Linked DNA regions of Homo sapiens: region 1 is linked to region 2. Evidence: chromatin loops called from intact Hi-C (ENCODE). Cell type or tissue: PC-3. All regions are shown on one strand. Each heading gives the region's core, and the rest is flanking DNA. Links, peaks and the distances in the headings are about the cores only.

What was found. Hi-C counts contacts between places; a loop is a spot of excess contacts. Peaks named below come from ENCODE experiments on the same cell type or tissue, not always from the same donor. Only the 100,000 strongest peaks of a DNase experiment are listed, where the experiment ranks them.
Region 1: it touches region 2 in a loop (2.6-fold over the local background); 18 of 110 quality-filtered maps call a loop at or near these places.

The regions. Positions count from the first base shown.
Region 1 is chr15:85,583,192-85,599,800 of GRCh38, forward strand. AKAP13 (A-kinase anchoring protein 13) reads left to right here. Exons shown (of 37, transcript NM_007200.5): 8 at 2,511-2,632. Among named protein-coding and RNA genes, the nearest start is that of LINC02883, 170 kb to the right of the region's middle. In PC-3, for the core only: a CTCF peak has its summit at 9,071; DNase peaks (open chromatin) are centred at 6,920 and 9,240; H3K4me3 peaks cover 1,704 bases; H3K27ac peaks cover 5,622 bases.
Region 2 is chr15:85,530,538-85,547,146 of GRCh38, forward strand. It overlaps AKAP13 (A-kinase anchoring protein 13), which reads left to right. Exons shown (of 37, transcript NM_007200.5): 4 at 3,047-3,343; 5 at 13,235-13,418. Among named protein-coding and RNA genes, the nearest start is that of AKAP13, 160 kb to the left of the region's middle. RefSeq lists an enhancer at 3,493-3,572. In PC-3, for the core only: no CTCF peak of the experiment used is centred there; DNase peaks (open chromatin) are centred at 9,164 and 12,654; H3K4me3 peaks cover 496 bases; H3K27ac peaks cover 1,680 bases.

The DNA of each region.
Region 1 (16,609 bases), core at 5,436-13,435, 53 kb after region 2:
TGTTTATTTTTGCTGTTCTTTTCAATTTTTGAAAATCCCTTTACACATATGTATTAAGAATGTGGGGGAGGGTTATGGAGAGAAATGAATCAATGGAGCAAAAGAAGTTGCTTTGGAAGAAGCGCAATTTAAATACAGTGGTTATTTTCCCTGGTAAAGGGCTTTTAGCCGTTTATAATCTTTTTCCTCCCCAGTTGAGGGATTTAAGGAATCCGAGGTAGAATTTTTGATGACTTTAGCTTTTTAGTTTTATTAATGTTTTGGATTGTTAGTGATAGATACTTGCTGGCTGTTGTCTCAGGATTTAAATGAGGTCTCTAATTTTTAAAAAAAGCCACAACAACAAGTCTATTTTGGGGGCCCTGGCAGGTTGGCATTTCAGAAGAATGGGAGTGGCTGTAAGCTGATGCCTGGTGATGTTCTTTTCATTTCGGTGCTGCGTCCTTGGCCACATGGGCCGGAATTATTTCTCTTTCTGGCTCAGTGGTCAGAATTTGACTCAAGCAAGTGTGAACTCTGTGGGGATTGTGTCTGTAGTATCCTATGAGAAAAAGTAAAAACCAGGGAGAATTTCAGACTTTGATTTTTATTAGCACATATAGTAAAGATGGTGAGAAATGACGGATGTTTAGGATTTTGAGGTTTTGAGAAGGAAGAAAAATGTATGGACTTTCAGCAGTATATATGGGCTTGAGGTTGGTAAATTTTGTGTAGGTGAGTTACTTGTCCTGTTACCAAAAGGAGTCATACTCATGGTCTCAAACTGCAGAGGAACTCTGTATTGATGGTCTCAGACTACAGAGAAAGTAGCCAGTCATGAAGAAATTGGTACTTTCTTCAGAAAATGGCCAGGATTGGGAAAATCCCTGGTCACATTACTTTAGAGAAAAAGCACCTGAGTGTGATCTCAGAGCCAAAGGGTATTTTCTATCAAGTTTACATTCTACTCATAGATTTAATCATACTGTTTTGTGAGTGAGAAGACATAGGTTTAACTGCTGATTTGGAAGGAGCCAGTTTGAAAGAAGGGGATGTGGCCCTTGACCCACCAAAAGCATTGACCACAGTGCTTAGGAAATCAGTGATGCATGACTGAGCCACGCCAGTCCTGCAGAGGCTGCCGACACCCGTCAAGTGTGAGTAATCACTGTTTTCTAGTGTGACTGGTTGCTGTGCCAAGATGCATCTTTTCAAAGTTGATAGGTATAGGAAAGGAAGGAGGTACCAAAAATCACATCCCCAGAGGAAAGCAACCCTCTTTCCCCCCAGAAATTACTCTGACTCACTTAGAGATGTTTTGATCAAGGGATAGTTCTAAGGGGATTGCTTAGTCAGATTTTAACTTTAATAACATTTTATGAAATTTAACACAGATTTTGGTTCTTTGGGCAAGGAAACTTGTTTACCCATTTTTAAACTGCTGGTAAGATTATATAATTATAAGGTCAAAGAAGGAAGAAAAGAGGTTCATCTATAGAAATGTAACTCTTACAAATTTAAGGTAGACTTTTGTACATGTCATGTGCTCCTAGAATAAAATCTTAATATAATTTATTCTTTGGTGAAAGAAACTTCTGTGCTCTTTAGTGTGGGGAGCATTTTTCTTGCCAGAGTAGTGGCATCACTAGGTTAATAACCACAGATGCATTTCCACATGAAATCGAGATGACAGTTCCATTTGCATTTGGATTATTAAGGTGAATTTTGACTGTTCAATCATGAGTCCCGTTTAAAGAAGTGTCAGAAGCCTAAATTTGCCTCAGACATCATTTATCATTTCCTTCCTGTATTTGCTTGACCATGTGGTGGTCAGGTAACAAAAACCACCACTGTTTTTGGTCTGTCAACATGGCCAGCAAGAGGACAACTATGTAATTCTTGAGAAAACATGCGCAGAAACGTTTCTCTTAAGAAAGGGATAGCTAGTCTGTGATTAGGTTTCAGTTTTGGAAGAAATAAGGGTTAAAAATAAGACGTAACTGCTGAGTAGTTCATTCTTACTGGTTACAGTGATGGGTGGATCAGAGTGTGTTGTATGTTAGTGAAAGTCATACTTGTCCCAGAGGCTTTTTCTCATTCTCAGTGGCTTTTTCCTTTTTGTTTTGTACAAATCCTTGCTTTTTTGATGATGGCCAAGATGGACTACCTAGCTTCAGCTATTAATCTGTTCCCCTGAAGCTTATGAATTTAGTTTTCCATATGCAAGTTGGTGCTACACTCAGATTTGTCATAAAAAGTCAATAGTGAAATGGATGTTCAAAAGACATTGAATTGGATCCTCGCTTAGTTCCAAGCGCCTACAAAGGCTAGGGAAAACCAGTAACCATGCGATAAAGGAATAGCTCAGCATAGGGTCAGAAATGACACTAGCCGCTGACAACAAAAGAATACTTTTCCATTTTAACGCAAAAGCAAAACAAAACACATGAAACCTGGAGCATGTTGTATGAATAGTAAGGCACAGGAATCAGTTTTTAAAAATGTACTCTGTAACCCCCCTGCACTTTCAGAAATGCCAGACGTGAAAGCTGAAGATGAAGTGGATTTTAGAGCAAGTTCAATTTCTGAAGAAGTGGCTGTAGGGAGCATAGCTGCTACACTGAAGATGAAGCAAGGCCCAATGACCCAGGCGGTAAGTGGCATCAGTAAGTCTATAAGGGCACAAAATGTGTTTATCCTGTTCTGCTGTGTCTTATTTATGGCTTTGTCTTTTATTTGAGGGTAAGTGGGCAAAATAGTATTTTCCCCCTTCCCTCTTGTGCTGTTATATAAATGTGTTTATGTTGCTGCAGCTAAGCTTTCATAAATGGTATATACCATACAGCAAAGTTTTGGAATGGGCTGTTACATGTTTTCTTATAGATTATGCTGAAAAACATTTTCCCCTTGAGCACAAGGCTTTAAGATTTGTCAGTAAGCTTAAATTGTCACAAAATCTGAGCTATCACAAAAGGGGATCTATAGACCTTTTCTTTCTTTTTTTCTTTCCTTCTTTTTCTTTTTCTTTTTTTTTTTTGAGATGGAGTTTTGCTCTTGTCACCCAGGCTGGAGTGCAGTGGTGTGATTTCAGCTCACTGCAACCTCTGCTTCCTGGGTGAAAGCGATTCTCCTGCCTTCGCCTCCTGCCTAATTTCAGCTGTGAGTAGCTGAAATTACAGGCATGCGCCACCATGACTGACTAATTTTTGTACTTTTTGTGGAGATGGGGTTTTGCCATGTTGGCCAGGCTGTTTTCGAACTGGCCTCAAGTGATCCACCTGCCTCAGCCTCCCAAAGTGCTGGGATTACAGATGTGAGTCATGGCACTCGGCCTATAAACCCTTCTTAAACCTGACTCTTCTTTCTTTATATAAAAACTGATAGCCAAAATGAGATTTTTACTTTATAGCTCAATAGTAACTGTCTAAATTATGAAGTATATCGTTTTCAGCAATGAAAAAACAGGTTCAATAGGCCAGACGCGGTGGCTCACACATGTAATCCCAGCACTTTGGGAGGCTGAGGTGGGTGGATTACCTGAGGTCGGAAGTTCAAGATCAGCCCGACCAACATGGTGAAACCCTGTTTTTACTAAAAATACAAAAAAATTAGCCGGGCGTGGTGGCAGGTGCCTGTAATCCCAGCTACTTGGAAGGCTGAGGCATGAGAATCATTTGAACCTGGGAGGCGGAGGATGCAGTGAGCCAAGATTGTGCCATAGCACTGTAGCCTGGGCGACAGAGCACGACACCTTCTCAAAAAAAAAAAAATAAGAGAATAAAAGGTTCAATCAACATTTTTTTTTTGTTTTAAGAATAGTTTGTTTTGGGATATGATTCACATACCATAAAATCCACCCAATCAAATAAAGTGCATAGGTCATTGGTTTTAAATAGATTTACAGAGTTCTGCAACCATCGCCACTAAGGCTCTAATTTCAGAACATTATCACTCTAAGAAGAAACCCCAGACCCATTAGCAGTGTGCCTTTCCTTCACTCTTCCCTCCCCCAGCTCATTAATCTACTTTTGCTTTCTGTAAATCCATAGAGAGATTTGCTGTGAGAGTGTGAAAGTGGCTGTAGATAGTACGTAAACTGCCCATTCCAGAACTTCATGTAAATGGTATAACACAATATGTGATCTTTTGTCTCTGGCTTCTTTCACTTAGCGTAATATTTTCAAGTTTCATCCATGTTGTGGCATTGATCAGTATTTTATTTCTTTTTATTGTCAAATACTGTTCCGTTGTATAGATATACCACATTTTTTTGTGGATTTGGATTGTTTCCACTTTTTGGCTACTGTGAATAATGCTGTTATGTACATTTGTGTACAAAATTATGTGGACATGTTTTTATATACCTAGTGGAGTTGCTGGGTCATATGGTAATTTCCATTTATTTGGCTTCAAAAATATTTTTCTTCAAGGTCTTGAGATTATTTTTCTTTGTTTAAAGCTATTAACTTTTATTTTATTTTATTTTTTATTTTTTTGAGATGAAGTCTTACTGTCACCCAGGCTGGAGTACAATGGCAGGATCTTGGCTCATTGCAACCTCCACCTCCTGGGTTGAAGCGATTCTCTTGTCTCAGCCTCCCGAGTAGCTGGGATTACAGGGACTCGTCACCACGCCCGGCTACTTTTTTGTGTTTTTAGTAGAGATGGGGTTTTGCCATATTGGCCAGGCTGGTCTCAAACTTCTTATTTCAAGTGATCCACCCGCCTTGGCCTCCCAAAGTGCTGGAAGTACAGGCGTGAGCCTGTGCACCCAGCCAGCTATTAACTTTTAAAACAAACTTGTTGAGAGAAACAGTGCCCTATGCTTTAGATTCCATGGTGGTCAAAAAAAAAAAATTAGAAAGCTGAAAATCAAGTTAGTGAACTTACTCATGCTGCCCCTTTGAAAGTCCATGTTCCTTGGGCTACACTTGACATTGCACTGTTTTTACTCTTCAGAGGACTAAGTGGTATGTTTTTTTGAAATTTCACGGTAGGTAAATGGAACAGACTATCCCAGATTGTTTCAAGAGTATGAACAGTGATGAACAAACCTTGTTGTATTGGAGTACTGTGGTATGAAGGTGCTGACTGTTCTAACCCGCCCTTATTACACATAATATTCATGACTAATGCCTGGGTGGCTACTTGTAAAGCAGGCATTATTCAGACAAATGTTGCTTTTACCCCTGTGAGAAGAAAAGAGAACACACCCTGCATGGGTACGTGTGTCTTTGTTTCCAGAAGCCCCTTAGAAAGGGAAGGAAAAAACTCACATCCTTGAATTCAAATACCTCTGTTTCTTAGTACTCCATTTTAATATTGTAGTGATTAGAGTCATTGAATCCAGGCTGGTACTTGGCTCTAGACCCTTTGCTTTCTGATGAGGGATATCTCTATTCTAATGGTATCTTGTCTACTATAAAGAAGAAAACAAAACATGACTTAAAGAAAAGAAAAGGTCTCCTCTCTCAGTCCCTTTCCTCTTCTCCTTTTTTCTCTAGTTTTAAGAGTTGAGAGAGTGAATATTCCTCTGGTTGGTCAGCATACCTCAATTTACAGATAAAAGAATAGACCCTTGGAGAGTCACATGACTAGCTTGAGGCCAAAGGCAGCTGGAAGAGTTTGAGGTTTGATTTCTAATCTGGGACTTACACAACAGGGCGATTCCTCCTTGACTCAAGAAACCTGGGCTCTGATTGGTAAAGTTGCTATAAGAAGCCTGAGAACCATGTAATTTATCTCTAGCTGCGAGATATCAATGCCTTATGCTTTGTGTTTGCTTCCACCGTGTAGAGTTGGGGAAAGCATATGTCAGTGGGATTTTCAGTTCTTGAGGATTTGCAGGCCTAAATTCAGGAAGTTTTTGTGTTCACAGCATTCTTATAATGATGTGAAATCTGACTACTTAACTCTTCTCCGTGGTGCTCTGACAAACTTGCCTTATTTGCTGTGAGTTGAAAGGATAAAACAGACACACACTTTAATTTTTCCCATTTAACTCTTCACATACTATATTCATATAGGTTTTCACTGGATGGGGAAAGAGAGCAGAGGTCGGCAAACATTTTGTAAAGGACAGATTTTGTAAATGCTTTGTGGGACATATGGTCTCTTAAAACTAGTAAGCTTTGCTGTGAGTATGAAAGTGTCTGTAGCTAGTATGTAAACAAAGGAGTGTCACTGTGCTTCAATACAACTTTATTATGGACACTGAAATTTGAATTTCATGTGATGGTCATGTGTCGTGAAATATTATTGTTTTGAATTATGTTTCCAGCCATTAAAAAAATGTAAAATCTCAGCCGGGCACAGCGGCTCATGCCTGTAATTCTGCCACTTTGGGAGGCTGAGGCAGGCGGATCACTTGAGGTCAGGAGTTCGTGACCAGCCTGGCTAACATGGGGAAACCTTGTCTCCACTAAAAAAAAAAAAAAAAATACAAGAGTTAGCCAGAAATTGCTTGACCCGGGAGGTTGCAGTGAGCCGAGATCGCACCACTGCACTCCAGCCTGGGCGACAGAGTAACACTCTGTCTTGAAAAAAAAAAAAAAAAAGCCTACTCTTAATTTTTTTTCATGGGCTGTAAAAAAGAGTTAATATCCCACTGGCAATAGCATGTGAGCCCCTGCCTAATAAATACTTGTGCACCAGTGGAAGAAAAGAAAAAAGAAGCAAGCAGATTTCTTAAATTGTTTTGTGGTGAAACCTCTGGTTTTTAAACTACAGGTTGGGAGTGGGATCAAGTTCTGTCTTTCCTGAATAGCTTTTTGACAGCCTCTCTAGGGCTCAGTTTCCTTGTCTCTAATCATTCTCTAGCTTTAACCTTCTAGAGTCTGTTTTCATGCTGAAAAGGGTTAGAGTCTATGATTATATTTGAGGGAGGAGTGGCATTTGTGTAATATTTAACCTGATCTTTCTGCCACATACCCCGTCTATGTGTGTGCCTTGGGAATAGGCCAGTCATTGCTTCATTGAATCATTGAATCATCCTCTCCAAATGTAAAATAGAACAAATTCCTGTATCTTATGCTTTGCTACCGGCTTCAAAACCAGTAGTATGGTAAATTTATGGCAGTTTTCTAATAAATGTAAATAATCCATTTAAATTCTTATGGAAGTTTTGTAACATTCTCTAAACGTGTAATGGTCAGAGCATAAGAACCTCTGTCGAGTGGCACTACCAAGGATTTAAAGAAAAAAGCTACAGCTGAGTTCTTGTTTTCTTTAGTCCTTTAGTCTGCTATCTGTCATACAAACTGAGGAGTAATTTTTCATTCCTTAACCTGTTTGACACATGTATTGTAAATAAATCCTTACTTTAAAGGTCCAGTGCTGAAAATCATAGTTCATGAAGGAATTAGACAGTATCTGCATTCGTTTACTTATATTCTCAGAGAAAACACAGGTATGTGTTAAATGCTGCAGATTTCTTGATAGTCTTTACTGATATTTCTTTATTGGGGTGAAAATGTTCACAATTTTTGAGGCAAAGTTATTACTTTACACATATTGTGGTTTATTCCCATTAATCATTTTATCATTTTATTTTAGCCAAAGTTTTAATGCCCATTGCAATTTAATATTCATCATTACCTCCACCTGTATGCTTTACTGGTTTGAAGGTATTCAGATTACCTTTCGTTGTCATCTTTTTTTCCTTAGTGAGTTAATATATATCAAGTACTTAGATCAGAGCCTGGCACAAAATAAGTACAGCTTAGTATTATTATTAGTTTAGTAACTTCAGATTACAATATGCTATTCACTTATTTTAGTAACTAGTGGAATATGGTGGTTCAGACTCAGTTACTGCTTCTTGAACATGTTATAAAAGCTTCAGGAATAGTTTCTTACATTAATTTGAAATTGAAAGACATGGAACTTGTTTTGCTTCTGAGACCGTTACAATTTGAAAGAACCTTAAAGATTTTCTGAAGTCCAGCACCTTTGCTTTATAAGAGAAGAAATGGATTCAGGATAGTTAAATGACTTACCTTGTTTCACAGCTAGTTAACTGTCAGCTGGACTAGAACCCAATTTCTATGTGAATAATTTTTCCCATTATACTATTTCCTGAAGAATCATCTGAGGGTACACTTGGGAAGTCCCATCCACTTGGTTTAGGATGGGTTTTTGCGTTTTAAACAAGCATCCCTGAATGATACTTAATGCATGCTAAAATTCTAAAGCCATTGCATTATACTTTCATGCTTTTGGTAATAGTTGGAGAAACTCCTTTAGCCATTTTAAGATGTAAGCTGATATACTTTAAGTCTCATGTTCTTACTATAATCTGTTTAGCTGCAACTAAATACCACTAAGATGATGTTTCTCCAAAATGCTTGCTTTTGGTGCAGAAATTAGGAAGATTTTTTAGACCTGCCTTTTATTTCCTAAAGAATGATATGATATTGAGCCAGATGCTGGAGGCAAGCAGGAGATGACATTGAATACTTAAGTTCAGAAAAAGTTCAGAAAAGAGGGCCGTCTGACACCATTCGCCTTCATAGTATGTCCCAGTACTGCAAACCAATATCGTATGTTGTAGGGATCTTTTCTCTTCAAGATATGGCCAAGTTCATTAGGAAGGACCTTCTCTCCCTGGGGCATCTGTTCATTGAAGTATCTCAATAATAGTTCCTTTTCTGAATGCTCTTTGCATAAGCTTATTAGCCGTATGGAACAGTTAATTCTACAAACCAGTATATATTGTCAGGGCTCCTATGGTCCTAACAGTCAAACACTCAAGAACAACTATGTTCAAGGACAACTGTAAAATCCCATGTGTTGAGTATTAGGCTACTGGGAAAATCTACTCTTTATTTAACATACCTTCCTCAATCAAGAAAGCATTTAAAATCAGAACCATGATCTTTTTTTTTTTTTTTTTTTTTGGCAATTATACAGCCAAACATCAAATTAACTGAATTTCCATTCTTAGTTATTTTTACAACAGTATTCATGTTTTTTTCTTCAGGACTGTAGTAAGGGCATTGTTGGTCTTAGAATATTGCCTGTTAATATCTTCCTGAACTATGTCCTTTTATTATATTTAATGGAACACTCTGTTTTCTTTCTGTTGTCTAAAGGGGGCGAACTTGTATTTCCATCCCTAGTCTAGGAATTTGGTTGAAAGCTTTTGTATTGTGTGGCTGTTCACAGACTTCATGCTCAGCTGCCGTGGGAAAATATGACAGCCTCTAGGCTATTTGGTGACTAATCCAACAACTTATAATGCTGATATTCAAAATGGCTTGTACGTCCCACCCTGTTATTTAATAGTTGTCAGTTTTTAAAAAGGTCCTTTAAAAATGTTTCTGCCATCATATTCACATAGTTTTGTGGTGTGTGTGTCACCTAGGGAAAGGCAAATTGCCCACTTTCTGAGTTGCCAGAAAGTCTTATCTGCATACATTTTTGGCATGTAAGAGAGGCAGGCTCTCCTTAAATTATCCCATATAGGTCCAAAGCTAGAGCTAGCATCAACCACACAAAATTTAATTCTCAGTTTTTTTCATGTAGATTTTTTGGAGACTCTCTGTATCTCCTCTGAAATGGAGAGTTTCCAGGAAATTATCAGCGGCTCCTAATACAAATTTTTAATACAATTGTGGAAAAGAAGTACCTCAGAGAACCCCAGACCATAAAGTCACAAGTGGCAAAACTATAAACTTAGTGTAAAACTACCCATAGATAATGTATGTAAAGGTATAATTTAATGATCTAGTTGTACATTTTTAAGTGACCTTAAGCAAGTTATTTAATTTCTCTGATCTGTGTTTTCTCCTTTGTGTAATGGTTAATCTCTAGTTTCTTCCAGCTCTTAATTTTTGACCAGTGTGTGATTATGAAATGATTAGAATAATTTAAAAAATACTGTAATCCCAGCACTTCGGGAGGCTGAGGCAGGTGGATCACATGAGGCCAGGAGTTCGAGACCAGCCTGGCCAACATGGCAAAACCCCATCTCTACTAAAAATGCAAAAAAATTAGCAGGGCGTGGTGGTGCGCCCCTGTAATCCCAGCTACTTGGGAGGCTGAGGCATGAGAATTGCTTGAACCTGGGAGGTGGAGGTTGCAGTGAGCCAAGATTGCACCACTGCCCTCCAGCCTGGAAGGCAGAATGAGACTCTATCTCAAAACAAAAACAAAAAAACAAAAAAACAGAAAACCAAAAACAAAACTGAGGATATCTTACATTTGGACCAAAAGGACAATCATGAGGGATTTTTTTTTTCTTTTTTAAATTTGAGACAGGGTCTTGCTATGTTGCAGATCTTGAACTCCTGGGCACAAGTGATCCTCCTGCCTTGGCCTCCCAAGGTGCAGGATTACAGGTGTGAGCCACCATGTGGGAATTTTTTTTTTTTTTTTTAAATCACACATTCTTTAACCCAATCCTTAACTAATCACTTTTGTCTTAAATGTTTTCCAAGGTGTTTTGTTCTGGGATATTAAAATCAATTATATTAGAATCTGCTTTTTTCTTTCATAGAACTGCTGAATCATAGGTCATATGTGCATTTTAGAGGGGATGTGTGTCTCATGCCACCCCCTCTTGAGTGAAAATAACTGTATCTGAGTCTTACCACTCTTTCTGTCTACTACTTACACTCATTTCTCTTTTGTTCATTCGTATTATATTGACAGCCAATGATAATAGCTAAGTATAAGGGAAAGATTATGGAGCCCAGTGAATTAGGGTTTTAACCTAGTTTTGCCAACTACCAGCTGAATAATTTTGATTCATTTATTTAGAGGCTGTTTCCTCATTTGTAAATTTGGGATATTGATGCCTGTTACAAAGGTTGTTTGTATTAACTAGAGTTAGGAAATTCTAGCCTATAATAGGCATTTTAAATGCAATAGATATAATTCTAATCTCATTTTAAAGTAACTCAGAATTATTAGGCCCATCTTAAGACAGTATGAATGAGTGATTTTAGATAATGATTTTTAAATGGTCTTGGAAGAAGCTATCAGTTATATCAGGCCACAGTGGTACTCATTTAACTTTCCATGTCACTTTATGTTTACTGCAAGGGTGTACTAATTTATTCAGTACTCAGTTCAACAAATGTTCATTGAACTCTGTGCTAGGCCTCAGATATGCTGAAATGAAAGTAGATGAGTCTCTGCATTCAAAGGCTCATATTCTAGTAGGAAAGGCAATTATTAAACCAGTAAATCAGACATATTCTCAAGTGTTAAAATACAGGTAAACATATAGGTGCTTGTGAAAAGATAACTTTCAGTGAAATGGACGCTAAATTCTCCTTTCTAAGGAAGTTTTTAAAGAATATTATATTATTTTTACACTGTGGGAATGAAGATATATGCATTATGTATCAGAAATATAGGCTTGGGCGTAGCCATTATTTCTACCAGTAAATTTGGAAGGGCTACCAATAGGTGATCTCTTAGAAAAAACTATGTATTGCTTGTAGTTCTAAGTTCTGTGTTGCTTACTGATATAAATATGACTTAGAGCTGCTTGTTTTTGCCTGTAAAAGAGAAAGTTTCCATAGTAGAAAATTAAAAGAGAGATGTCATTTGATCTTTGAGAAAGGCCTAGGTCCACCTCAGGGATCTACCTGGGTACCTACAATTTAGGCAGTTTTAGATATTCCATATTAGGTTTTGATTGTGGATTTTAACAAGAGTCTAGTGATATGTCGCTAGTTGACCACCAGAAGAGTAAATGTGTACACTATTTACGGAGTTGTCCACTATATATGGAGTTGTCTACTTTATCCAGAAAAAGTTTCAGGGTCACCAATTTCAGATGTTTCTAGTCTCCTAGGCTGCTCAATTTTGTGATATTAGCCTGTGGCTTTAATTTCATTCATTTATTCATTTAGTAAACATTAAATGATTATTTTTCCCTGGACAAATTATTGCATCAAATTTGGAGGGTTTTTTTTGTTTTTGTTTTTGTTTTGTAGAGATAGGGTCTCACTTTGTTGCCCAGGTTGGAGTGCAGTGGCGTGATCATAGCTCACTGCAGCCTCAACTTCCTGGGCTCAAGTGATACTCCCACCTCAGCCTCCAGAATAGCTGAGACCACAGGTGCGAGCCACCACACCTAGCTAATTTTTAAATTTTTGTAGAGACACGGTCTCCACAATGTTGCCCAGGCTGGTCTCAAACTCCTGGACTCAGTGACCCTCCCACCTCAGCCTCCCAAAGTGCTGGGAATACAGGCATGAGCCACTGCACCCTGCCAAATACCAGATAATTTTTGAAAGTTAGGTATCCTTTTTGCCCTCAGCATACCTAGAATCTAGTTAAATTTAAAAAAGCAAACATATACAGATATAATCACAATACATGAATGCAGTATATGAGACATGTTATCAGATACCATTAATGTGCTATAGGAGATCAGAGAGAGGAATACTTCTTGAAAAGTGCCTGTCTGAAACGTAATGGTGTTTCCTTGGTGAGACCCATGTTGTACCACAGGTGGTATCAATAGTCTATTGGCAAGAACAGGGATAGCTTCAGGGAGCCATTGATATGCTTTCCAGCCTTGTAGTTATTTTTTTACTTTCACAATACGCTCAGCCCTTCGAAGATCATAGAATTGCCTAAGGATTGCCAGAGACACATCAGTTTGCAAGGTAACTGATCTGGCAGTAATCCAGGTTAAAAAAAGAAATTTCATTAGGACTGAAAAACATAAAATTTACCACAGAATATGAAAAATGGAAGTATTCAGTAGTATATGAACCATGTGGAAATTGAAACAAGTAGTATTTCTGTTTAAATATTTCCATTCAGCCATTGAAAGTGTGTGTTCTCCCTTCCTGCCTCTTTCATTTCATACAGTGATGTAGACATTTTGCTTCCATTCTGAGGACACCCAAAACCCTATCACTGCTGTGGACCTGAGCAACTGGGACAGTGTCTTAAGTGTACATATGAAGTCTTCAAAGAAAGTTAGTTGATGGTGAAAATGCCTTTCATAAAGTTCAGGGCAGAGAATACTCTTATGAGCACATTTAAAATATCTAAGTTTAAACCTAACTCAGAAGTCAGAGTAAGCCAAAATGTTTATTGTATTGATCTTCTTTTTCTGTAGTTGGCATTTGCTCCTGACTGAGTCATTAGTATTCATATATATATTTAAGAGTTTTGAAAGCATAGTTGCTGGGTGTAGTGACTCACAACTATAATCCTGGCACTTTGGGAGATCGAAGCAGGTGTATTGCTTGAGCCTAGGAGTTCGCAACCAGCCTGGGCAAAACCCTGTCTCTACCAAAACTACAAAAATTAGCCAGGCGTGGTGGCATGCTCCTTGGGAGGCTGAGGTGGGAGGATCATCTGAGCCTGGGGAGGTGGAGGCTGCGGTGACCCATGATTATGCCACTGCACCCTAGTCTGGGCAACAGAATGAGACCCTGTCTCAAAATAAAATAAAAAACCTAGTCACTCTGGGGTTGGAATTTGGGGTTATGGAGGTATAAAAACGAGTCAGACTTTTCACATGTGATTTCAGTGTTTGTACTGAAGATGGTTGCAAAAGATTTCTCTAACAGTTTGAACTAATTATAATAGGAATAATTGGGGTAAATTGTATAGCTTCACAGTTGGCCTTTATGGTTAAATACGTATTTGAAAGGATAAATTTGGCTTGGCGCTTTCATTTATGTGAGATACGTGTGTATGTGTATGTTTCTTTTACTGTGTAGAGTATGAAGTACCTTGGGAGTGGCACATCTGGGAAGTTTTTGCTGAACCCCTTCTCTGAGGCAGAAAAAAAACATGGTGGAGAGGCTAAGTAGTTAAAAATTATGAATTATTTTATTGCTTGGAATCCCCTTGAAGAAAGATAGATTAGTAGAAAAACATACTTGAACTGGAGATGTCCTGTTCCCTTTTGATTTATGTAAAAACAGCATGTGATCAAAAAATTTGTAATGGAACCATTTAGAGGTCTTTTCTATTTATACTCCAGATTCTATAACTATGGGAATCCAAAATCTTCCAAAAATAATTGTTCTCATTATAGAATATTAGTTTAGGGAGGAATTTTAGTGAGCATGAGGCTTGTGCCCTTTAATTTGCAAGAAAGGAACTGGAGTCCCCAAAGAGCTAGCATGCTCAAAGGGCCTGCCATCATTTGTGATGCCCAGGAGCCTCTCCTTGCCCACCTCTGTCTTAGACATCACCTGTCACTGAAGTAAGCTCCTCAGTGTCACATGGTAAGCCAGAGGCACACTGGAAACCTCTCCAGTGTTTCTGCTGGAGATTCTTAAATAGGAAATTCTTAAATAGGACCATCTTTACTGGTCAGTGACTTTCCTCTACTTTATGAAATCCTTTAATCCTTACTCCCCATACATTAAGAAAAATTATGGGAAGGATACAGCTGAATGTGTACGCTTGATCCCTTTGTTGTGGTTGATGAGCTGTGTGCATCTGCTGCACTGGTGACTCTGCAGTACTTCCTTTTAGCAAATTGCCTTCTGATACAGATACTTGGAGGCTTGTGGCTGGGCCATGGGCAGATCACGGTATAGGGTGATCTGGGTAGACTGAGGATTCCCACTTCCTGTTGCCTTCTCCTTTCCTGAGCATGGCATCTTTATTTTTGGGTGTGCTTGTTGTGTGTTACCTTCCTTGAAATTTAGTGAAAATTGTTACCTACCAACCCAGTAAGCCTGCATGAATCACTGTGAAATCCAGGTTTGTGTAATTCCAGCGTTTTCTGACAGCAGATGAATGATGTGAAAAATGGAAGAGCCTTCTGCTTGTCATGTTCTTCCTTAGGGTAAGATCCTGGTCGCTCTGGGAAAAGCAGAATTGTAAGATCCCCTTTCCAATATTCTTTATCTTTTGGTTTCTATGAAAATAATAACTCAAGGAAAATGTCGTATGTTCAGTTTTATTTTTGACATCATTAATTTCTTTCTTTGTCATTCTTCCTCCTTGTTTTGCTACCAAAAATTTGTTGTGTTTATTTTTTCCCTTGAATCAAGGGGCCTGAAGACAATGGGTTGGTTTGGACTCCCCCTGCCATGCTGGGCTAGAGAAGAACCAAGGGGTACCACCTCAGCCACCCACAGGCCTCTTGCAATTGGGCCTAGGCCTGGTCCATTCTGGAGAGGATGCATGATGAGAAGCATCAGAGCCTGTGTAGTGTGCAGTCTCTACTTTGTGGGCAACAGGACATTTTCTCTAAGAGGCTCAGGAATTTTTTCTCTCATTCCACCCCGTGAAAGCCAGAAACTGTGGGAAGCCACAGACTGACTTGTCAGCGGGAGAGGCATGGAAAAAACATATGTCCATGCACGAATCCCTTACTTTAAACATTTGTAGCAAAGATTCCAACGGTAAATTATGCTGTTGGAACATAGTCCCTTCTTCCAGGAGATGTTACTCTTGTGCATTTCCAAAGCAAAATTGAGCCTTTAATCTGCAAATATGTACTATTTTGTATGCTGAACGTTGTAATAGAAACCAGGGATGCCATGGTGGGTAAAATAAGACAGATTTCATCCCTCAAGAAGCTCTATTGGGAGAAACAAAGAAATGAACCAGGAGTTGACACCTGGGTCGTGGGAACTCAGAGAAGGAATTTTCCATTGTTTAGGCCTATCTACACCACTGTCCCTTCTACTGTTCCCTTCTAGTAGCATTGTAACATCAGGCATTAAGTGGAATTCTGCTGAAATGTTTCACTCAAAGGATTTTCCCTGTTGACAGCATTGCTTGCCTTAAAATAGGGGGTCAGACTTTTCATTCCAGTTCCAGAAAGTGATGCGTGTATCATGATTGTTTTGCTATGAAACAGTTCCTGTCCCTATTACCCTCGTAGTCAACACAATAGGCTATGTTCCTTCCCAGGAGTCATTAGGTTTCCCTAATGGGATGATGGAAAGGAGGGAAATAGAGCTCTGGCCCTCTTCCTTCATTAGTGCTGAAATCTGGTGCTGTATCTGCTTCACATCAAGCTCAGTGGATTGTTTTTCCCTTGTCTGAGCCTGCTCTTTCCTCCTTGAGTGAGGAAAAGGATTTAAATCCTGGCTTTCCTGACATGGAACTTTCCTGCAGTGGCTGTTGCAGCTGAACGCATTAAAAGGAGTACCTGCAAGCTGTGAGAAGAAATATTGTTTGAAGATTAGCATATAATATAATGTGGACAAGTGCTCTTAGGTTTGCTTTTAAATCGAAAGACTGTGTTCTGTAGGATTTGAAAAAGAATAGAATTTGTCATTGGCACATCCCACCCGTCATAGCCCCACAGGTTTCTTTGTAGCCACTGGAGGGTCTTAAGTGATTCTGGCAGTAGTGAATTCAGGTGATTGACATTTGCTCCTGGGTGTCAGAGTTACCGTGTATCTCTACCTACTCACTGGTTTTGGTCTCATCTTGGGGAGCTACTGTGCTTCTAGCTGTCCCAGAAGGGGGGAGGTGGGAAGCTCATCAGTGCCTAACAATGCCAAGTTTTCTTTGTTTTATTCCTAATGGGAACTTATACTGCCATTTGTCTGTTTCTTGGCATAACTCTTTGGGAAGGAAGAGGGGTTAAATAAAAACAAAATAATGCATACCTTTTATGAATATTATCTCTGGGCTGGGTGAGGTGGTTCATGCCTGTAATCCTAGCACTTTGGGAGGC
Region 2 (16,609 bases), core at 4,787-12,786:
TTGAAGGCATAATTCAATTTGGATCTCAGATTACTTGCATCATCATCATCATTGAATTGTGAAATTTTGACATTTATTGACATTTATTCATATCTACCTCAAAGGACTTTCAGAAGTTTACAGATTAGCTTAATTTTGGATAAATGGGACAATGCTATATATTGATTCTGTTGACGAACCACAGCATTTCTTCTTTAAAGCAGTTCTCCTGACTGACATACGTATCACTCCATCCATCCATCGTTCATCATCCATCCACCATCAGTTTATTTGGAAATTAAGTGAGGCTATATATGGTGTTTTGGGTGATAATAATAAAGAATTTAGGAGGCCCCTTCTAGATTTTATTTATTTATTTAGAGACAGGGTCTCTGTCTCCCAGGCTAGAGTCCAGTGGCATGATCTTGGCTCATGGCAACCTCTGCCTCCCAGGTTCAAGTGATTCTCCTGCCTCAGCCTCCCTAGTAGCTGGGACTACAGATGCCCGGCTAATTTTTATTTTTAGTACAGACAGAGTCTTGCCATGTTCGCCAGGCTGGTCTCGAACTCCTGGCCTCAAGTGATCTGCCTGCCTCGGCCTCCCAAAGTGCTGGGATTACAGCATGAGTCATCGCGCCTGGCCTAAGTCCTTCTTAATTGCCATCTCCTTTGTGAAATCTTCCTGCTTTTGCCCACATATGGAATGCACCACTCCTCTCCCCAGATTGCACTGTATTTAGATATTTAGGTATTTTAGATAGGAAAGTTCTTGTAGAACTCCTCTCATTTTGACTTCATTGCAGTTATCTGCAACTTGATTCTCTGTTATGAACCGTAAATCTCTGGGGAGTTGAGACTCCTTACTTTACTCATCTTCACCTTCTGATCATAGTGCCTGGACTTGATGGATGTCTAGCTTTTAGCTCTTGAACAAAACTGAGTCAGATGTTAGAGAATATTTTAAAAGAAACATTTTCTGCTAGAAAAATAGACAAATCTTACTAACTGAATCATTTGGCTTGTTTCTGCTAACATTGATGTCTGTGTAGTTAGGCTGGCTGCCCTTCAAAGAAATATTGCTTTTTTCCCCTAATTCTCTTTCATATATTAAATGCATAAATACCGCATATACATTATTATAAAGTGTGCATGCATGTGCACGTGCTCGCACTTGCACACACACACCAGGCAGCGGATGCTTCAGCTTGCTACAGCCTTCTTAGAAAGAATTCGACTTGGAAGGCAGTGGGAGTATCGTGTGGATTCAGTGTTCATGTGAAGACTTATCTTCATGGTTCATGAACCAATTATTCTTGCTTAAAAGTTAAACTAGCCCATCATTCCAAGTGTTAGGCTCCTCTTAGGCAGGGACTTAGCTCTTAGCCTTCTTCCTCTTCAAACACATTGCCCTGTTTATAGGCAATGTGATACAAAACCCTTGCATCCTGATATAATAGACCATGTCCTTTGGCATCAGCCTCGACTCTGAATAATGAATTCTGCACCTTAATATCTGTGTAACATGGGGCAAGTTACTTCTTTAAGTCTCAGTTTCTCATCTATAAATTGAGAACAATACATGCCTCATAAAATTGTTGTGGAGAGATGACTGTCAGATGCCTGGCGTGTGCTAGGTACTTGCTTGGTAAATGTTTCCTACCACCCTAAAATTACACAGCAGTGAGAGATTTCTCTTGCCACAGGATGAGGGCTTAAGGAGGCCCTTGGGAAAAAAGCATGTGGAAAATTAACTTACTTATTATTCTGATTACATGGAAGAAACATTGTCTCTTTCAAAGACAGCAGAAAGCTTAGTTCATTCCAAGTCTGAAACCTCTGTTGGCCTGTGCCCGTGGTATGGAAATTCAGTCGCAGGGACCATGTAGAGGGTTTCCCTCCATGCCCTTAGCTGTAGAAGAGCAGTCTGAATGTGTTAGAGATTCAGGGAAGTGGCACGTGCATGGGTGCCCATGATTAATCAGGCAGAGCACAAAGTGGCGTTACCCAAACAAAAACATTAACTCTACTTTCTTTTCTGTCATCAGAAAGATAATGGGAGAAGGATGGTGATAGGAGCATAGTTCTGGCTATTTGAGATCAGTGTGTGAAAACAGGGGAAATAGTGTTCATTGTGATGAGTATATTCTGAATATTGGAAATATTTAATTCTGTGAGGCTAAAATTTCAAAAGAAAGCCCAATTGTCCAAGAAGGTCTTACCCATAGACACGTGGTGTTAAATCTTGCTGACCTGTCTGCAGCCGAACTCTTTGGAGTGGCATGCAGTTTTCTGCCTCCAATCATCACTCCTGAGGTGCCTGCCAGTCTGTACACTGGGCACCATGGAGTCCTTGGCATGTTTGCGTTTCCTGAACTGGGCTCCCAGCCACAGCATTGCATTATCCTCATGCAAACCAGGTAATTTCATTGAAGTCCTCATTACATTAGTGGTTGAGATGGGAAATAATGTGTATCTGAGAACAAAAATCATTACTTATTTTTTAGGCCTTGGATTGCTCATAGTAGTAAAATAAAATCAAGTAATTATGTACTTTTCCAAGTGCTTCATCATGTGAGCCTTTGTATCGTGATAATAAAGCAAGTGCTAGTGAATCTGTAAAATTCTTGCTATATAACTTGTATGAGTGATATTTTTTCCTGTTATGTTTTCAGATCTAATTTAGTTCAGTAGCTATTGGACTTTCCATCATATGCTATGCCTTGAAGGTCCTTCAGCTTTCATTCTTAAATATGTTCAAATTGAATAGCCCTTGTTGACATTCAGAGCCTGTTCGGTTCCAGATACCATGTTATAGGCATGGTGAAAGCTGGGATACAAAGTTTTTTGTTTTTTGTTAAGGGAATTCATATTTGCAAATAATGTTAAAAGCTGAAAATGGAGTTTTAAGAAGTTTGGAAAAATGCTGTCAGAGCTCAAGAGGAAGGAGGGGGTGTTTTTTAGGAGGAGAAATTTGTATGTCGTGAAATAAGAGCTAAGAGGATCCACTAGCGTCCTTTCAGCAGTGAGGCTCTAATACTGTTTTATTTGCTGCCTGTGTTTCCTTTAGGTCATGATTGTTGTGAAACAGTGAAGGTGCAGCTCTGTGCTTCCAAAGAGGGCCTTCCCGTGTTTGTGGTGGCTGAAGAAGACTTTCATTTCGTCCAGGATGAAGCGTATGATGCAGCTCAATTCCTAGCAACCAGTGCTGGAAATCAGCAGGCTTTGAACTTTACCCGTTTTCTTGACCAGTCAGGACCCCCATCTGGGGATGTGAATTCCCTTGATAAGAAGTTGGTGCTGGCATTCAGGCACCTGAAGCTGCCCACGGAGTGGAATGTATTGGGGACAGATCAGAGTTTGCATGGTGAGAATTTATATGATCTACAAACACACTTTAAGTTTGTGATATTTCTACTTTTTTTTTAATGGGGCTACTTTTCTATGGTCATCATATTCAGGTCTTCCACAGAGGCTGCGTAAATCTTAGAATTACTGTAGGAAAGTGGCCTCAATGGCATCTCTTCTAGGTTCTTCAATTGAGCTGTTAAGCATGTTGTTGCAGCGAAATGACCCTAGGGATTACCCAAGGAGAGTGGCACGTCACCTTCCTGTGGGTCTGGATTTCAGATTTGATCTCTCAAGTGTAGAAAGTGACATGCTCTTCATGAGGAGAGTAGCAGAGTTACTTTTTGGTGTTTAATGATCAAAGACATGGTTTTCATTATTGTATTCTGAAGTTCTCTAAAGATAGCCTGGAAGTGAAGGAGAGGAAAGATTGGGCAGTGAGTGGGAGGAGCATGAGAACAGGGTGTGCTCTGAGAAACCACACACTTCCTTAACCAGGTTAGTGTCACTCTTACTGACTTTATCTGTTGGCCCTCCCTATGAGAGTTCACTGAAGAAAGGACTTTTTGTTTGTTTTTTGTTTTTTTTTGAGAACGGGCTTTCACTCTTGTAGTCCAGGCTGGAGTGCAGTGGCATGATCTCGGCTCACTGCAGCCTCCACCTCCTGGGTTCAGGTGATTCTGCTGCCTCAGCCTCCCAAATAGCTGGGATTACAGGCATGTACCACCATGCCTAGCAAATTTTTTTTTTTTTTTAATTAGAGACAGGGTTTCACCGTGTTAGTCAGGCTGGTCTCGAACTCCTGACCTCAGGTAATCTACCCACCTCGGCCTCCCAAAGTGCTGGGATTATAGGCATGAGCCACTGCGCCCGGCCAGAACTCCACTTTTTCAAAAATATTTACATAGTAAGTCCTCTTACTCAAACAAGGGTTTTCCCACATAATTCTAGTAGCCAATGACATCTACTTGATGTCATAATTGTATAGATATTTTTTAATGAAACATAATGTGTACCTGGAGTTCAATAAGTAACATCCAGTTTCCCTTCTGAGTTCAAGTCCAATTGAACGATTTGGGAGTCCTGAGATAGAAACCAAAATGTTTATTACTGATGAAATCTAGATTGGAAGCCTGATGTTAGAGCTCCTGCCAGAAGGGTCTGCTTGTACTTTCTATGTCTTCAATGAAAGAGCTGGTCAGTCACACCATTGCCCTGTAGAGTCCACCCAGCCTTGAGTATTGAATTATTTTGGGTAAGCAGACCACAAGTCACTCTCCCCACAGGTGAGCAGTTCCTGAGGAGAAATACCCAGAGGGGCCTGAGCCATAGCATAGTTAGTTTCTACACTCAGATGAATTTTGTCTTCTTCCATGGAAGAATGGTAAAGAGGTCTTTGCCAGCTTTGATTCTCTTAAATCTACACTAAATTTAACAGTTAAACCTGTGGTCAGCCGTCAGAACGGTGTCCCATACTGTCAGGTGCATACTGTCAGATTCTACCTGGATAGTCCTGCCCAGGTAAAACCTGAAAGGAAGTATCAAATCAAGGAAGAAAGGATTTATCCTTTTCTTCTTCTTTTTTTAAGTATAGTGTCCAAGAAACTTCTGTCTTGCTAATATTTAGAGATCAGAATATTTGACATTCTGAAAAGGCACTCATGCCTTATATAAACCTGGTGATGGGCCTTAATACCTCTAGCTCCTCCTATTTCTGTATTGATACAGGAATGTTTATTCTGGCTGCCTTTCACAAATCAGTGTCAAGATAGTACTGCATTAGTTATTTGTGGGGCTTATGGTGTTTTATGGTTTTGTTTTGTCTTGTTTAAAGAGGGGCCCAGGAGTTGGATAGTTTTATGTTGCCATGATTAAAAACAACTATTAGAAAAAGCAAACATCTGAAACTTTGGACATATCACTTCCTCTTTCTCTCTCTTTTTTTTTTTTTTTTTTGAGATAGAGTCTTGCTCTGTCGCCCAGGCTGGAGTGCAATGGTGCAATCTCGGCTCACTGCAACCTCCATCTCCTGGGTTGAAGCGATTCTCCTGCCTTAGCCTCCCAAGTAGCTGGGAATACAGGCACATGCCACCACACCCTGCTGCTTTTTTGTGTGTTTTAGTAGAGACGGGGTTTCACCATGTTGCCCAGGCTGGTCTTGAACTCCTGAGCTCAGGCAATCCACCCGCCTCAGCCTCCCAAAGTGCTAGGATTACAGGCGTGAGCCACTGTGCCCGGCCACTTCCTCTCTTTGGGCCTTAACTTCCTTGTCTTTAATAGGAGGGAATTGGCCAGCTTTAATTTTTTTTTGTACTGTCAGTGTACTGGTAAATTTTCTGTTGCACAAAATTGCTCAAGCAGTGCTAACAAAGGCCAAACCAAATTTGAACACTTGAGGAAGGAAATACATATTAAAACCACAATGAGATATCATTACACATTTATCATAATGGCTAAGATGAAGAATACCAAGTGCTGGCAAAGATGAAGAACATATCATATGTTGCTTGTAGGAATGCAAAATGTATAACCACTCTAGAAATATTTGGCAGTTTCTTGTAAAGTTAAACATACACTTAGCGTATGACCCAGTAATCCCACTTTTGGGTGTTTATCCTAGAGAAATGAAAATCTGTAGTCACCAAAAAGTCTGTGCACGGACGTGCTCATAGTAATGTTATTCATAATCTTCAAAAACTGGAAATAACCCAGATTTCCCTCACTGAGTGAATACAGAAGCAAACTATAATATATCCATACAGTGGAATACTACTCAGCAATAAAAAGAAGCAAACTGTTGACATGTGCAACAACTTGGATGTGTTTTAAATGCATTATGCGGGAAAATGAAGTCAGTTTCCAAAGGTTCCATACTATGTGATTCTATTTATATGATATTCTGGAAGATGCAAAATTATAGAAAAAGAGAACAGATGAGTAGTTGCTAGGGGCTGGGAGTGGGGGAAGTCTGACTGGAAAGAGGTATCATGAGGGAATTCTTTGGGTTGTTGGAGTTGTTTTGTCTTGTTCGTGGTGGTGGCTGTAAGAATCTATGCATGTGTTAAAACTCATAGGAGTGTACATCCCCTAAAGGTGAATTTTATTGTACATATATTTAAAATAATAAAATAACAAAAGAAATTGTGTAAGTTGTATACTTTGCAAGGTGAAATGCATGCAAGTGACTTGATAGAAGTGTCTTTAAGTCAACAACTGGGATGAGGAATCTGATTTTCTGTGCTCAGTTCACATTCTGCAGTTTAAATTGTTCTATTAATTGATGATTAGAATCTGGGAACACTGGGTACAGTAAGGGAGAGAAGCATCAGTTAAGAGTTCATCACGCCTGCTGTTGAGGGACAAATGTAATGGAATAGTCTGTTCACATCAATGAGTTGCACATAAATACTTTTAAATAGGTATTTAAAGGAGAAAGGTACAAAGTAACCATGATGCCTGAGGTAATACAGGTAAATAAGGCACCTTGTTACATAACAGGACTTCTTGCTGTTGAAAGCTAGGATGTTTAGAGATATTCTAGCCTAATACTTAGACAAAGTAGTTTATGTAAGATTTATGGCTAATCCTCCTACTGTTTTAATTGTTTAGTTGCAGTGCTTTTTAGCTTTCTTCAGGTCAGTGACTCCTTTGGAAATTGCTCAGATTTCTCCTCAGAAAAAAATGTTTATAGGTGCCTATGTGCACACATTTACATATGATAAATTTCTTAAGTCTCCCTGAACTTCAGGCATGAGCATAAAGTTAAGAATTCTGGGTTTAACTTTGCTCTTACAAAGTGGGAAAAGCAGGGGCATTGGAGTCAGTTTGTTTGCATCCTGGCTTCATTGCAAGAGTTTGTGCAAAATACTCAATCTCTCTGTTACTTAATTTCCTCATCTGTGAAATGGGGGAAAGTGTATTCTGATAATGTGTGCTAGTTTATAAGCTATTCATTTTGAATGTACCATTTGGAGACACAAAACATTGATGTTTTACTTGTTACAAAAATTAATCTTCACTTTAAATATGAACAGGAGGGAGTTTGTCCTTTTAAATCTTCCAAATGTTCTCTCATCCCTAATTATATAAACAAGCTTCTACACATTGTACTGTTTGCCACAGTTCTGCCTTAAATGCAGGTGATAAGGATTCATCTGGGTGTGGCGTGAATGGTGGGGTAAGGACATTTTTTTCTCTGAGTTTTCCAAGTCTCACTTAGTTTCTCAGCTCGGTGGTTAGTGAAAATGGTAAGCTAGGGGGGTGTTTTCCCTGAGAGACCCTTGTGCAGTAGCCGTCAGCATAACTCCCAGGTAATGTAGGGTGGGCCCACTGCAGACTTGCTCTAGAGGAAGCAGGGAGAAACATCCTGGGGGAATCTTCATTCTTATTTACTCATGATATTGTATAACCAAGTGAAAAAGAGATCTGATCATCTTTGGGGGCAAGAATTCTCCCCTCAAAGAGAAATTTGGGTGGAGAGGTGGAAGACAGGTTTAGGAAAAACTGCAGTAAGAACAGCCTGTGTATTCCCAATTCTATACATCTGATATTGGTTAATAGGTCGCCCACCATAATCATTTGATGATTCAGTTCCCACCTCCTTTCAGAGTGTTTGATAGCTTTTCTTTCTTTTTTTTTTTTTTTTTGAGACGGAGTCTCGCTCTGTCGCCCAGGCTGGAGTGCAGTGGTGTGATCTCAGCTCACTGCAAGCTCCGCCTCCCAGGTTCATGCCATTCTCCTGCCTCAGCCTCCCGAGTAGCCGGGACTACAGACGCCCGCCACCACGCCCAGCTAATTTTTTATATTTTTAGTAGAGACGGGGTTTCACTGTGTTAGCCAGGATGGTCTCGATCTCCTGACCTCGTGATCCTCCCGCCTCGGCCTCCCAAAGTGCTGGGATTACAGGCTTGAGCCACCGCGCCCGGCCTTGATAGCTTTTCATAAATATTTTTTCGTAGCTACATTAGTGTTTGTGTATTTTTTTTTTTTGAGGGAGTCTTGCTCTGTCCCCCAGGCTAGAGTGCAGTGGTGCGATCTCAGCTCACTGCAAGCTCTGCCTCCCAGGTTCACACCATTCTCCTGCCTCAGCCTCTTGAGTAGCTGGGACTACAGGTGCCCGCCACCACGCCAGGCTAATTTTTTGTATTTTTTGGTAGAGACGGGGTTTCACCATGTTAGCCAGGATGGTCTCGATCTCCTGATCTCATGATCCTCCCGCCTCGGCCTCCCAAAGTGCTGGGTTACAGGCATGAGCCACTGTGCCTGGCCTGTGTTTGTGTATTTTTTCAGCTGTCATCACTGCTGAAAAGAAAATAACAACATATTTTAAAACTGCTAGTGGTTTTTTTTTCCCCTTGGCAGAAGATTAATATTTATTGATCCCAAGACTAGTAGTGGTAGGACTTGAGCTCCAAAAGGTTTTGTTGCCTCTGAAACCTTGTTTTTGTTACAAGGTTACAGGTCTCATTTTTCCACAACTGCATTTTCTCACAGTGGCCTGTTCTCCTTCCTTTCACATGCAGCTGAGAATTCCTGCATCATGTGGGACTTTAGGTTTTTTAAGAGGTAGTCCAGAATAGTACAAAGAATGGTGATTTTGGAATCATAGGTATAGATTCAAAGAGTACTGTAAGCTGGGCTTGCTGGGGGGATTGATGGGGTAGGAGAGTAGTCCTTGATTATTGTACTGATCTCAGAACTTAGAACATTTTACTTAGAGAATCTGACCATTTATAAAAGATACAACCCTCTAGCAGGCTCATCATGCTTGAATGCCTACTAGGCACATCAACTTTTTTGCAGATCTGAGGGAAGGTGTGTGACAGGTGTGTCCAGCATATAAGTAAATAGAAAGCAGGATGTGAGACATTTTCTGCCTTCCTTCTCTGTGGGTAGAGGCTAAGCCTACAGAGATCTTTCCAATTAAGTATGGTTAAACAGGATAACCAGCCAACATGGGGTCTATGGAATAACATTACAGCATAAAGAAAAGGGAAAAGTATCATAAGTATTCAGATGGAAGATTTTCTGAGTATGCTTTCTGTAAGAAACAAAAAAATGTAGATGATATTTCCCATTTGCCCTTTAAAGAGCTCAATAAAATCAGGTTTATTATGAAATTAGAGAAGGAGACAGCAAGGAGAAAAGTAGGTTTTATGAGTCAGTGTTCAAGTAGAGAAGCAGAACCACTAAGAGAAATAATATGTTGAGATTTATTACAAGGAATGGCGCCTTTGATTGTGAGGGCTAATAAGTCCAAAATTTGTAGGGCAGGAGGGGGAGGGAAGATCATGGGCAAAAGTCAGTCCACCAACATGGGCCAAAATATCACGTGAGGAAGGGAAGATCGTGGGCAGGATGGAGCTCCACAGGCACAGGCTAGTGCTGTCCTCCACAGGTGGAATGGAATCCCTTCTCTCCAGGGGAAATCTAAGACCTGCTTTCAGAGCCTTCCAGTTGATGCAGTGGGATTATCCTGCCCACATAATCCAGGATAACCTCCCTTATTAGATCAACTGGTTAGGGGCTTTAATTACATCTGCGGCAAAGCTATTATTATGACGACAAGGATGGAAGGGGAGTGAGTTGGCAAAAATGATGCAGCCATCCACAATCCTAAAGCACAGTTAATTCACACTGGGGACAAAGGACTCAGTTGACACTGTAGGAAAGGCCATTAGTGATCTAAAAAAATGAAGTTGAGTAACTCAGATTACAGAGGAGTACTGATGCAGAGAAAAGGGAACAGAGATTGATCCTAAATGATTGAGCTCTGCAGTTTAAACACAAAAGGAAGAAAGCAGTGATGGAAGCTTTCATGCTCTTAAAACAACACAGACTAAAGGAAACTAAATTCATATATTCGTTTATCCCTTTGCACCTTGGCCTCTTCTACAAACCTAATTCACATGACCCCTGAATCAAATAAAAATGTGTGAGAAATTAATGGGAGAATACCTAAAACTGGGGGTATATGCATGCGGTGGACTACTCAGCAGTAAAAGAGAATGTACTACTGCTACATGCAGCAATGTAGATGAATCTCAAACATGCTCATCGAAGAAGCCTTACACAAGAGTGTATATTCTATAATTTCATCTATATGGAGTTGTAGAACAGGCAAAACTAATGTAGGTGAAAAATTCAGAACAATGGTTAACTCTGAATGAGGAGGAGAGGATTAACTGGAAAGTGGCACAAAAGAACTTTTTTGGATATTGGTAATTTTCTATATGTTGGTACAGATTTGGGTTCACGTGTATATGCATTTGTCAAAATTTATCAAATGGGTATACTATACCATATGTATTTCATTGTATATAAATCACCTAAAATTGTAACTACATATTGAATGCTAGTTAATTATATGCATGCTGAAGTATTTTGGGGTGAAGTGGACTGATATCTTCAAGTTATTTTGAAATGCATAAAAATAAGGTGGATCGATGGGGAAATAGAAGGAAGAATCGTTGGATATATATGTGATAAGGCAAATATAGAAAAACATTAATTGTAGGATCTAGGTTGTTGAGTGAGTGTCTGGCTATTTGCTGTGTGATTCTTTGAACTATGTGTATGTTGGAAAAGTTAATAAAATGTTGGAAGAAAACATAAAAAGGTGCTTTTTAAACCACATTAGTTTAGCTTGCTTGTATGATTGCTTGTTTTTGTATTTGTGGTTTTATTTCCTAGCAAAAAGAAACAGGGTGGAGTAATGGAAAAGGTTTTTTGTTTGTTTGTTTGTTTAATGCAAGACAGAAGAACTTTTGATTTTAAATCCTGATCTGACTGTGGGCAAGCTATTAATTCTATGAATCTGCCTTCATTTGCACAATGAAGATAACCAGACCTCATAGGGTTACTGAGAAGATAGAATGGAAAAAGTTGACATAAACTGCCTAGCCCAGTGCATGGTGCATAGCACTACATTGTTTTCTCCTAATCTGTTATCCTCAGAAAGGGTCTACACAAAAGCAGATGTGGTACCAGTTGCTAAGACTTTCAGAAATTGAGAGAGGATGTAGTGCAGAAGTCAGGGCATCAGCTTCTGAGCAGGCGTGTGGCTGTAGTATTGGGATTTCTACTGAAATGCTGAGCTGACTCAGAACAAATAACAAATCAGAAGAGTGGTTGTGGGAGGGTGGTAAAGAGACAGCTGCTTCAAGGTTGGAAATAACTAGCCTCTAAAGAATCAGGTATTTCCTAGTTAGTGCCTCATTAGCTCTTTGTTCTTGATAAGGATGTCAGAACAACTGTAAGGCAAAAGTTAGATGGTGCTATTTGATCTTTTGTGAGGATTCTATTTGTCCTTTTGTCTGGCCTTGCCATCTGCGCAGAGGTGTTGATTATTAAAATTTGTACCTGCACATGTAGTTGTTGCTTCTGGGGCATAATCTTTCCAGCCATGTGCCTCTGGTTAAACACCCTTTAAATCCTGAATTGGTCTATGCATATACAGTTCTGTAGGGAAAATATACAATATGAAAAATTGTGCTTCCAAGGAAATTTACCTTGGAAATAGGGATACCAGACTAATACACAGATGACATTTGGAAACAGTGTAATTCAGTGTAAAATCACAGCTTCAAAAATCTGTTCATTCCTTTGTGATATTCACGTATAGAAGCATTTGAGGACTTCACAGTAAGGAGAAAACCACTGGGGTCCAAAAAGTCCGAGTGCTTAGTGAAGAAGTTTAGACCCGTGGGAGGCCATGAAGAAAGAGATGATAGCTAAGCTGAGGCAGGCACAACTTCAGGGTGCCATTCCCAGCTCCCTGGAGTTAAGTGTAGTACAGCCTTGTGGGGCTATATGTGGCATCCCTGCAAAGACCTCAGCTCCTGTCATCCTAGGTTGGGCACTGAGGACTGCTGAAGGAAGAGAGTATTGCTAGTGAACCTTGAATGTAATTTGATGTCCAAGAGGACAGTGAAGAGAGCCGGGAAACAGAGAGGAACTGGGATTTAATGAATGTCTACTACAGCCAGTCATAATACTAGCATTTCATCTACCTCTTCTCATTTGTTACACCTCTGTGAGTGAGGTGTTGGTATCTCACTTTAGGGATGAAGAAAGTGAAGTTCAGAGATGTTACATGAATCACGCTTGGTCACACAGATGGTAAATGCCAGATTCGAACCCTGATTTGTCTAACTACAAGCCCTTCCTCATTCTGTCACTTTCAGAGTGACTCACTTTACTAAGAGGGAGCCTTTATTTCAAGTTAAATAAACGTTTTCCTTTCTGCAGTTATTAGTGGATTGTCTTAGAGTTAGTCTTCCTTATTGTGCCAGGAGATGCATTTCTTCCTCTCATTAAACAAATAAATAAAGCTGGCAGTGCCAGAAATTTGATTTGCCCTTATTGTGTAGGAATAAAAAGACCCATGTGTACTGAACAAGCAGAACCTGTTTTTAGTGTTTAACTAGCCAACTCCTGTCTGGGTGTTCTTTTAAAAAGTAATTATACCATTTATGATACACCCATTTAAGTCCCAACAGCTATTCCCTCTTGGACCTCATGTTGTGGGGCTGCATTTGCTTCTGTTATTATTATTTGAGTAAAAGAACGTGTGTATGGGTCGCCTTTATATGCCTGCCTGTGAAATTGGTTGAACAAACACTGTGTATTAAGTCAGAATATAGAAATGTCCTGATTCTCTTTTGCAGGACTGTGTTCGATTGAAGATTTTGCTTCCTATACTTTCTATGCTTTTGTAGCTTTGTTTTGCCTTTACTTGAGGGCTGATTCTACCTGGCCACAATAAAGCTGTTCACACTGTATGTTGTAGCTTAACTTTACAATCTTAGGCACTTGGAGGCAGTGGTGTTTACATAACTTGTCTTTATGTTTGTTTGTTTTTTGTTTTTATATTTTCCTCACTTACGTTCATTTTCTCCCCCATTTACAGATGCTGGCCCGCGAGAGACATTGATGCATTTTGCTGTGCGGCTGGGACTGCTGAGGTTGACGTGGTTCCTGTTGCAGAAGCCAGGTGGCCGCGGAGCTCTCAGTATCCACAACCAGGAAGGGGCGACGCCTGTGAGCTTGGCCTTGGAGCGAGGCTATCACAAGCTGCACCAGCTTCTAACCGAGTAAGTGCTCCTTCTGCCTTATTTCCCTCCTCTCATCCCCAGCCCCACCCCCGATTCATAGGAGTACCACCCACTTGGCATCTCATTGTGTGTTTGCCGCAAATTAAAACCTCAGCTCTGTATCTTGCCTTCTGCTGGAGGTTTGTAAGCTTGCTCCTGCTAACCACTTCATTGTCTGAGAGAGAAACGTAAGTCGTGTTAACCATTTTCTCTCTCGTCTGCCTGCCTGCCTTCTTCAATTCTTATCTCTTATATTTTACTATTTTACTCAAAAGTCAGAATGAGCCTTGTCTGTGGAGGTAGCATAACATTACCAATGTATACAGTTTATCCTGGTTTAGTACAAGAGGAAACAGATTTCCTATATCATATATTTTTTTCTGGTATGTCTTTAAGACTTGAAAGAGTTAATTAGAAACCAGTACTTCCATATTATAATTGCATACAGAAAATATTGTAAACAATTAAGTTTTGGATTGAATGTAATTTCTGTGAATAAAATTTGAGAGCAGTGGTTTCTTCATATGAACAGCAATAAAAAGCAACTGAATTGTCCTGGAAATGTGCAGTAGGAAATCCTGTCTGTTTTTGGGCTCAATTATTATATGTCCTGACTCTTTAAAGAGTTCTCTAGAGGAAGGTTGTTAGTCAAAACATTTGAAGAGCGCTCTTTTATTCTTGTATAAATAAAGAAATAAACACACTAGAGCAGCCAAAAGTTTTTATTGGAATGTTTATATAAAGAAGTTTCAAGAATAGTTTCTGTTGTTTAATACATTTTTATTAGTTTTGTGGTTATCATCATTATCTTTTCCACCACATTATCTGAACAAGTATAAACCCATTGGATCTATGTTCTTTAGCAATTGAGGGACCTGTGCAAATTGAGTCAGTATTAGCAAATTCTCAGATATTTTGCTCATGCCAGATTTAATTTAGTTGTGCTTTATGTTTTACCATTTTTAACTGTGTATATAGTCTGGAAGGACCAAAAAGAGACCTCAGAATGTAGTGCTACTTACGGTTATGTAAACAGCTTTTTCTTGATTCACTTGCCAGGCTTATACCTTTCCCCATCACGCTAGACAGACAGTTCTTTGCAGAAAGCTTTCTGATGGGTGCTACAGATACAGTGGTGGTAGGAGGGGCACTTATCTCAAATGAGCTTTGGATACCTGAGCTCTCCTAAGACAGTATTCCAGGGAGTGATACATTCTACTCCTTCACACTTCCCATCTGGCCAATGATTGGATTCATTCTACGGTTAGCCTCATGGCCTCAGGAAGAGAGGCCTTGTTTCAGAAGTTGAAACAGTTAACTCTGCATAACTATTGTGAAGTTCAAATGCATTTCCTCTAAATTTGATTTTTGCTGGGAAGCAGAGTTGGTTAAGGACTGCCATCCAAATGGGGAAATAAAGTGATTACAACAGCTTCATTATATCCTTGGAGGGGATGTCACAAGACTGTTATTGCAGCACAGCTTTAAGGAAACTAGAGTGTGTTTGTTCTTTGACTTTTTTTTGCTTACTTTAAAAGTACTACTTCTGTTACATGTGGGAAAGCCACTTACCTCCTTTTGAAGGGAGATTGGTAAGGGAAAACCAACCTGAGAAATCACCAATAGAGGACCCTGATAGGAGAGGATGAGCACCTTGCTGCAGATCTAGCTCTTAACTTGAATTCTGGGATGTTACTGTTGTGAAGCTTAGAAAAAGTTCTGAGTCATAATTAGCGATTAAAAAATGGAAAGGGGGCGATTGTCCCAAATCACTCAGTGTGAGAGTGATTCTAGTAGAATTTGGTAGAATTTCAGTTGTTAAAGAATCAAGAATGATCATTTTGTTATTGGTTTTCTTTTCTCCTTTCCTTCCCCTTTCTTTTCCTATATACATAACGTAAAAATGGTTAAAATAGTAAATTTTAGGGACAGCATTCAGTAGCATTCAGTACCATCACAACACTCACAGAGTTACGTAACCATCACCACTATTATTTCCAGAACTTTGTCATCACCCAAACTGAACTTCCTTTTCTCCAGCCCCTGATAACCTCTGTTCTCCTTTCTGTCTCTAAGAATTTGCCCATTCTAGGTACCTCATATAAGTGAAATCATGCAACATTTGTCTTTCTGTGTCTGTCTTTTACATAGCTAATGTCCTCAAGGTTCACCCATGTTGTAACGTGTCAGAAAAACAATACGTACTTCAAAATTGCTAAAAAAGAATGTATTTCTCACCACAAAAAAATAAGTAGCTGAGATGATGGATATGTTACTTAGGTTGATTTTATCTTTCTATGGTATATACATAGATTAAAACATCACACTGTACCCCATAAATAAATTTATATAATTGTTGTTACCAAACACACACACACACACACACACACACACACACACACACAGCCAAAAGTGTAAACAACCTAGATGTCCATCACAGATAAATGGACAATGTGGTATATTCATATAACGGAATACTACAGCCTTAAAAAGAAAAGATCATCTTTAACAGATGAAACTGAGATCCAGAGAGACAAAGTGGTTGGATGAAGATAACAAGGTGGTATGACCAGAAATAGAAGCCAAAAGCTGTCCAGAGCTCTTTCCTTCCACTCCTGGGATTCTTAAAAAGTGGCCCAAGAATAGACTTCATGGGGTCTGTATCTCTTGAAATTATAAAGGTTTATGCACATGTTTTTCTGAATAAAGCATTTGTTGGTGAGATTCACGAAGGGGTTTGTAGAAAGTTAAGAATCGCCACAATGTATGATGCTATCTTTCTTTTTTTTTTTTTTTTCTTTTCTTTGAGATGGAGTCTTGCTCTGTAGCCCAGGCTGGAGTGCAGTGGCACGATCTTGTCTCACTGCAGCCTCTGCCTCCCAGGCTCAAGCAATTCTTCTGCCTCAGCCTCCTGAGTAGCTGGGATTACAGGCATGCGCCACCATGTCCGGCTAATTTTTGTATTTTTAGTAGAGACGGGGTTTCACCATGTTGGTCAGGCTGGTCTCGAACTTCTGACCTCGTGATCCACCCACCTCGGCCTCCCAAAGTGCTGGGATTACAGGCGTGAGCCACCGCGCCCAGCCATGATGCTATCTTTCTAATAGTTTGGGTATCTTCTTCCCCACCCTGCTTTTTAAAAATGAAATTGTCCACATATAAGCCGGCCTCTTTTATTGCCTCTTTTCAGT